2 separate regions of the Homo sapiens genome follow, and region 1 is linked to region 2. Evidence: chromatin loops called from intact Hi-C (ENCODE). Cell type or tissue: B cell. All regions are shown on one strand. Links, peaks and the distances in the headings refer to the core of each region. The heading gives the core; the rest is flanking DNA.

Evidence for each region. Hi-C counts contacts between places; a loop is a spot of excess contacts. Peaks named below come from ENCODE experiments on the same cell type or tissue, not always from the same donor. Only the 100,000 strongest peaks of a DNase experiment are listed, where the experiment ranks them.
Region 1: it touches region 2 in a loop (4-fold over the local background); 42 of 110 quality-filtered maps call a loop at or near these places.

Annotation. Positions count from the first base shown.
Region 1 is chr5:119,340,342-119,343,249 of GRCh38, forward strand. It overlaps LOC102723444 (a long non-coding RNA gene), which reads right to left. Exons shown (of 5, transcript XR_007058912.1): 5 at 1-2,908. It also overlaps a transcript of TNFAIP8 not described here. Among named protein-coding and RNA genes, the nearest start is that of TNFAIP8, 14 kb to the right of the region's middle. RefSeq lists enhancers at 1-3, 154-283, 544-673, 734-783. In B cell, for the core only: no CTCF peak of the experiment used is centred there; DNase peaks (open chromatin) are centred at 570 and 1,480; H3K4me3 peaks cover 2,382 bases; H3K27ac peaks cover 2,500 bases.
Region 2 is chr5:119,266,623-119,269,530 of GRCh38, forward strand. It overlaps a transcript of TNFAIP8 not described here. Among named protein-coding and RNA genes, the nearest start is that of TNFAIP8, 88 kb to the right of the region's middle. RefSeq lists enhancers at 1,233-1,282, 1,703-1,752, 2,723-2,792 and a silencer at 1,953-2,202. In B cell, for the core only: CTCF peaks have their summits at 1,414 and 1,618; DNase peaks (open chromatin) are centred at 1,579 and 2,059; H3K4me3 peaks cover 1,555 bases; H3K27ac peaks cover 2,226 bases.

The DNA.
Region 1 (2,908 bases), core at 116-2,615, 74 kb after region 2:
GTGGGTCACAGAAATTCGATTCAGGAACATTGGGCTAGGCTGCAGAGGACCACTGTGCCCAAAGGCATGCCCTGCTCCCGGGAGGCTGGTTGCAGAAAGGAGCTCTGAGCTCCTGAGGCCACCATGGAGGTCCTGGAGATTTAATTCTATTAATAGTTCCTCTTAAGATACTCACCATATCAACTTGCTGGGCCTGTTTTCTCATTTGTGAACAAGTTTGAGGAATGGGGAGATTGAATAAGACAACCTCGAAACCTTCCTTTGAGCATTAGCTTTCCGATTCTTGGGTTCTGGGCAGGGTGTGGCAGGAAGTGTCATGGAGAGCTGAGGTGGGGGTAGGGGTGGGGACTTTGGTCCTCCATATCCGGACATATGAACAGACAGGTGATGGCACAGTTTCTGTGGTATGTGCTGCAGATGTCTTAAATAGCCACCAAGTGGCTGGACTGGCTGAGTGGCGGTTTGAATTGCACCAAGTTGAGTATTTTTAGTTGGATACCACAGATAGTGCATTTATGGCCTTAGTTCACCGAATAGAGGGGTCGTTTCCTTTGCCGAACCAGAATTGGATGTTGGCTGCCAGGCTTGTGTTCTGGGACATCCAGATGTCGGGGTATTGTGGGAGCGGTGCACATGAAGGAAGCTCAGTGACTCCTGGCAGGTACTTCTGTTATAAAGCGGTTTCAAAGCCGTAGACACCTTTTATTCAGGGCTGGTAAGCTTCACTGGTGTTTTTGGTCTCCTGCTTTTTTTTTTTTTTTTTTAAATCTGATTACAATGGTGTTGCACACTGTTGTGGTTTATCGTTTTTTAGTGATCCTGTTGCTCAATAACCCTCCAGTGCTCTGCTCTGAAACAGCACCAGAACTCCACCTAAGCGAGAGATTGCTTATTTGTTTTTAATGTTAGTCTATATAAGTCAATGGTCCCAAACTCAAATGTCCACAGGAACCAGGCAAGTAATATGAATGTGTAAATAGTGCTCTATGTGAACAATCTCAAGTCGTGAGACCTGTGGTAAATTTAGAAACAACAGGTCTCATCTAAAGGCATTGAAGTTCAGTTAAAAAACTTAAAACAAACAAAGAAACAAAAAACTACATGAGGTGGGTTCGGTCCCAAGGCTACCAGCTTACGATCCTTGGGCTATAAGCCATCTGACTTCAACTATCACTGCTGTGTTTGCTCAGTCTCAGAGGTACCGTATTTATGGATGTGAGCCTTTTATAGTTTCATTTATATACTTGATTTCAGCTTTTGCCTTAGATGAGAAGACTGGCTAACTCTGGGATAAGAGTGCCACCAAAATTTTCACCCACAGATTGGAAGCACATCAAAAGAAATCATATCTTCACGGAAGTCATTTTTTTTTGGTTCCTGGCCTTTAGGGGCTGAATCTGTTTAGAGAAGTAGAGATGGAAATCTCAATCAAAACAGTTCTGAGTATTTTACATCATTTAAAAAAATTTGCATCACTGAAGAGAAGGAACCCTAATCATTTGAAACTCTCACTTCTGCTTTGCAAGTTGTCTGCTGGCTATATTCAGTCCTCTTTGTCTTCTTGGTCTTAGGCAGGCATGGGGTTAGTGGCCAGGGCAGAACTGGGAATGGGACAAGTTTGTGTTCATTCTTCTCCCTACCCTTGTAACAGCCTTAATTTCTGTATCTCTGTTTCCTATCTGGGGTGCCCTCTAGTCCTCATCTCTGAAGGGAAGGAACAAAGAGATGAGTGAATTCTTTACTCTTAGCTGTTAGTCATCCACCGGCTTTTCCTCCAAGGGATGTTTAGTGTTTTTAAAAGAACCTGATGGTAGAACAGAAAATCAGAGTTTAACCCAAGGTATCACCCTTCTAATGATAGTATTTCCTGTACTGCTAAGAGCATAATCTGGGGCTTGGTAGCCTCTCAGAGATAGCACCTTGTGTTGTCCCCTTTAGGTTAGAGCTGCGGAACCAGCACCAGCCACTGAACATGAAGAAGGTTTTGACTTTATCTTTTTAAATTTGCATTATTCAGACCCATGTCAGAGTCCACGAAAATTCTTGCAAATGTGTTTTTGTAAGAGCTGGGTGTCACCCTGCTTCCCCGTATTTGGTGTTGGCCAATGGGAGAGTTATGGGAATGTCATATTCCTTCCTCAAAGCCACTTAAAGCTGTGCTAAATTTGCAGGGTTTTTTTTTGATAATGCTTTCTCCTCAGGGTACTCTCTCAACTTACTCCCTTCAGGAAAATTTCTTGAATGAATAGTCCACCAGTGCTGTCTCTGCTTTCTCAACACCAGATCATTCTGCAACCTCTTGCAATTTGGCTGCTATCTCTAGTCATGTTACTAAGTTATCTTTCTCAAAGAATCTCCATTGGTCACCCAACCATCATAGCCATTGGTCTTCAGCCTTCACTTCTGACTGGTTATTCTCTACCTGGGGGCATTTTTCTTTCTTTTCTCCCTCTCTTCCTCTTCTTTGGCTGGCGTTACTTTTTTCAGTCTCTGAAGGGAAGCTCACTCCTAGGAGACTTGCTTAATAGAATGTTTATCGCCTGCATGTCTTTAGCAAAGAGGTGTCTGGAATTCCCATCTGGGATTTATTAGTCTAAATATTCAGGTGGTCCAGTGCCGGATGTTAGTTCTTAACTTAAAGGAAACAAAGTTTCCAATCCGAGGATGGTGAGATTGCTGCTGTTCTACAGTGGGCAGCCGCTGCTGGTGTCTTGCTTGCCCTGGAAATGCCATCAACTGAAATGGAATTTTGTTCAATCCATCTTATTAATAGTTCCTAAAGCAATTGTGGTGGGGTTGATAGGTGGCTAGTAAGGTTGCCTCTGTAAAGATAAGCACAATCCATTAATTAAGTCTGGAGTCCACTGGACTTCTACCGGGGATGTTTGCATTTGCTCGGCACTCTGTT
Region 2 (2,908 bases), core at 136-2,635:
CACAAATGTATTACTTTACAGTTCTGTAGGCCATAAATCAGTATTAGTCTCACCAGGATAAAATTAAGGTGTCAGTAGAGCTCAATCACTTTCTGAAGACTCTAAGGGAGGATCCATTTCCTTGCTCATTTAGGTTATTGGCAGAATTCAGTTTCTGCTGTTGTAGGACTGTGGAAGAAAAACAAGTCTAGACCAGATAAAGAAAGTGAATTTTTTGTTGGCTGTCAGCTAAGGTCCTTTCCCAGCTCCTGGAGGTTATCCACAGTCCTTGGTTCGTGGTTCAGGTTGAGTCCCTCTCACACTTTGAATCTCTTTGACCCACTCTTCTTCCATTTTAGGGGATTCATGTGATTAGATTGGGCTCACTGAAATAATCCAGGATAATCCCCCATCTCAATGGCATCAATCTTAATCACACCTGCAAAATTTCTTTATTCTTTTTTTTCCCATGACCGAATGAGAAGGTAACACCTGCAAAAATTCTTTTGCCATGTAAGATAACATATTTACAGGTTCCAGGGATTAAGAAGTGGACCTCTTTCTGTAACTCTACTCATTCTGCCTACTGAAGTATCTCACCGACATATTTCAATATTTCCTAAGCAAGTTTCTTGGTTCTGGGATCTTCTATGTTTCCAGATTAAACTTTCTAGAACCACACCTGACATATCTCCTGTGCTTAAAACCCTTCTGGCTTCCTACCAATCAAAGGTCAAATTAATGTTGTTTAGTTTCTATAGGAAAACAGCCCTTGAGTTTGGTCCTGTTTTACTGTTTTAGCTTTATTCCGGCCACCATTCCACTTCTCCTCCATCCTTATTCAGGCTTGAAAAAGTTTACTGTGATTCTTCTTCACTTATAAGCTGCCTTTGAAGCTCCCATTTCTTCTTCCAAACCCAGCTCAGACATCACCTACACCAGGAAGATCTCCCTGACGCCCTTCCCCAAAGTTATAACCACAGGACAAGGTCCTCTTTTAAAAACCTCCGTACCTTGTGTATGTTTCTATCTTTTGCATTAAACCCAAATGTGTTGTGATTTTGTCTATTTCACCTATCAAGAGTTTACTTTCCTCTCTCCAAGCCAAACTCAGCCATTTCCCAAACGTGTAACTTTCTTTGGGAAGGCTATTTACTTCACGATGTCTCCCTTTCCCTTTGTAAAACAGGGATAGCGACAGGATCTATATCATAGATTGTTGTAAGGAGTAGAACGGTGACCTACACATATTAAGTTTTACTAGTATTATTAATATTTCCAGCCCTCTGCCCCCCGCTGCCATGTACTAGGTGCTTAATGGATGTTTATTGTATGGATGGATTCATCGTACTCCCACCAAGGTCCCTCGCCCTTGAAAATGGCTACCCCGGGCCAGGGCTCCTCAACAGACTGAAGGTCCAGATCCTACTCCATCCTGGCGGTCTCGGGTGGCCCCTGAGGAGGGCAAGCCTTCTGCTCCACAGGCAAGGACAGTCACAGCTAAGTCCGCGGGGGGCGGCAGAGAGCGAGGGCTTTCCAGGAGCCAATGAGTCTTTAACTCCAAGAGGAAGCCCTGCATTCTCCGCAAATGGAAACCAGGAATCGGGAGCGCGTCAGCTATCGTAGGGTAGACTTAAGGCCCGCAGAAAATTAAAAGCAAAAGAGCAGGCGGAATTCAGGGGCTTTCACGGATCATCATCATAATAGTCAATAATGATGGCAGCAGACACTAACATTCACGCGTTCTTGTTAAGTGCAAGGCACAGTGCAAATGTGTATGGCCCCATTTAACCATCTCAACACACTACGAGGTTGGCGTCTCATTTTTACAACGGAAGAAACTGAGAGGCTCAGGAATACCGTATCCTATGCACATCTCCCAAGAGGGTCCTGTTCTCCAGCGCCCAGCGATCTGGGCCTCGCGGTCCGAGTCCGGCTCCCGGGCCGCCGCCCAGCCCTTCTCCGCGCTCTCCTGCGCCTGGGCCACTTCCGACTCCTGCTGTCCGGTCCCCAGCTCCTCCTCACCCACTCCGCCCCGCCATGCCCCGCCCCAGCCGCTCGGCTCCTCCTTCCCTGCACGCTCCGCCCCCGACCTCCCGGCTCCTCCCCGGCCTGCCCGCCACACCCTTGGTCCCTCCTGCAAGTTCCGCCCCTGGCCTCTGCCTCCTTTTCTCCCGCCGGCTCTAACCCGCGCTTGGCTAAGGTCCGCGGGAACCCGTGAGCCACCGAGAGAGCAGAGAACTCGGCGCCGCCAAACAGCCCAGCTCGCGCTTCAGCGTCCCGGCGCCGTCGCGCCACTCCTCCGAGTAAGTGGCTCCTGGGCGCGCCCGTCCCGCGCACACTCCAGCGCGCCTCTCCCGCCGCTGGGCTGCGGGCTGCTCTCGGGGAGCGCCTCCGGCTCAGAGAGTTTCTGAAGCGAGTGTGAGTGAGTGTGAGTGGGTGCGTTTGAACAACTTGTTTAGGTGGGTGTGCGTACGAGTGTGTGCAGGAGCGCACAGCCTCGGAAACTCCGCGAAATTTTACTCGGTTCCAGTGCCGCACTGAGGATCCAAGACCCCTTTTAGGAACCCTTACCTATTCAGGGCGACCTCTTAACCACCTCCTGCCGTGAGCCTCATTCCTTCCCTCCCTTTGTAACTGGGTTCCCGCTATTTGTCACGTCCTCCTGTAACCGCACATACTGGCGAAAGCACTGCCCGGGTTATCAGGGTGCCCCAGATTGCAGACTGAGATGCTGGCCTGAGATTGTAATCCAACCTTGCATTGTAAAACGGGCAGAGACCAGAGCCCTGCTTTGAGATCATTCGGTGGAGACTTCCTTTGAGGAAGAAAATGTGTGTGTGTGTGTGTATGTGTGTGTGTGTACATGACTGCACATGTCGCACTGGAGCCCTCAGCACCTGCTGCAAAGACACCTGATGAGCGCCCA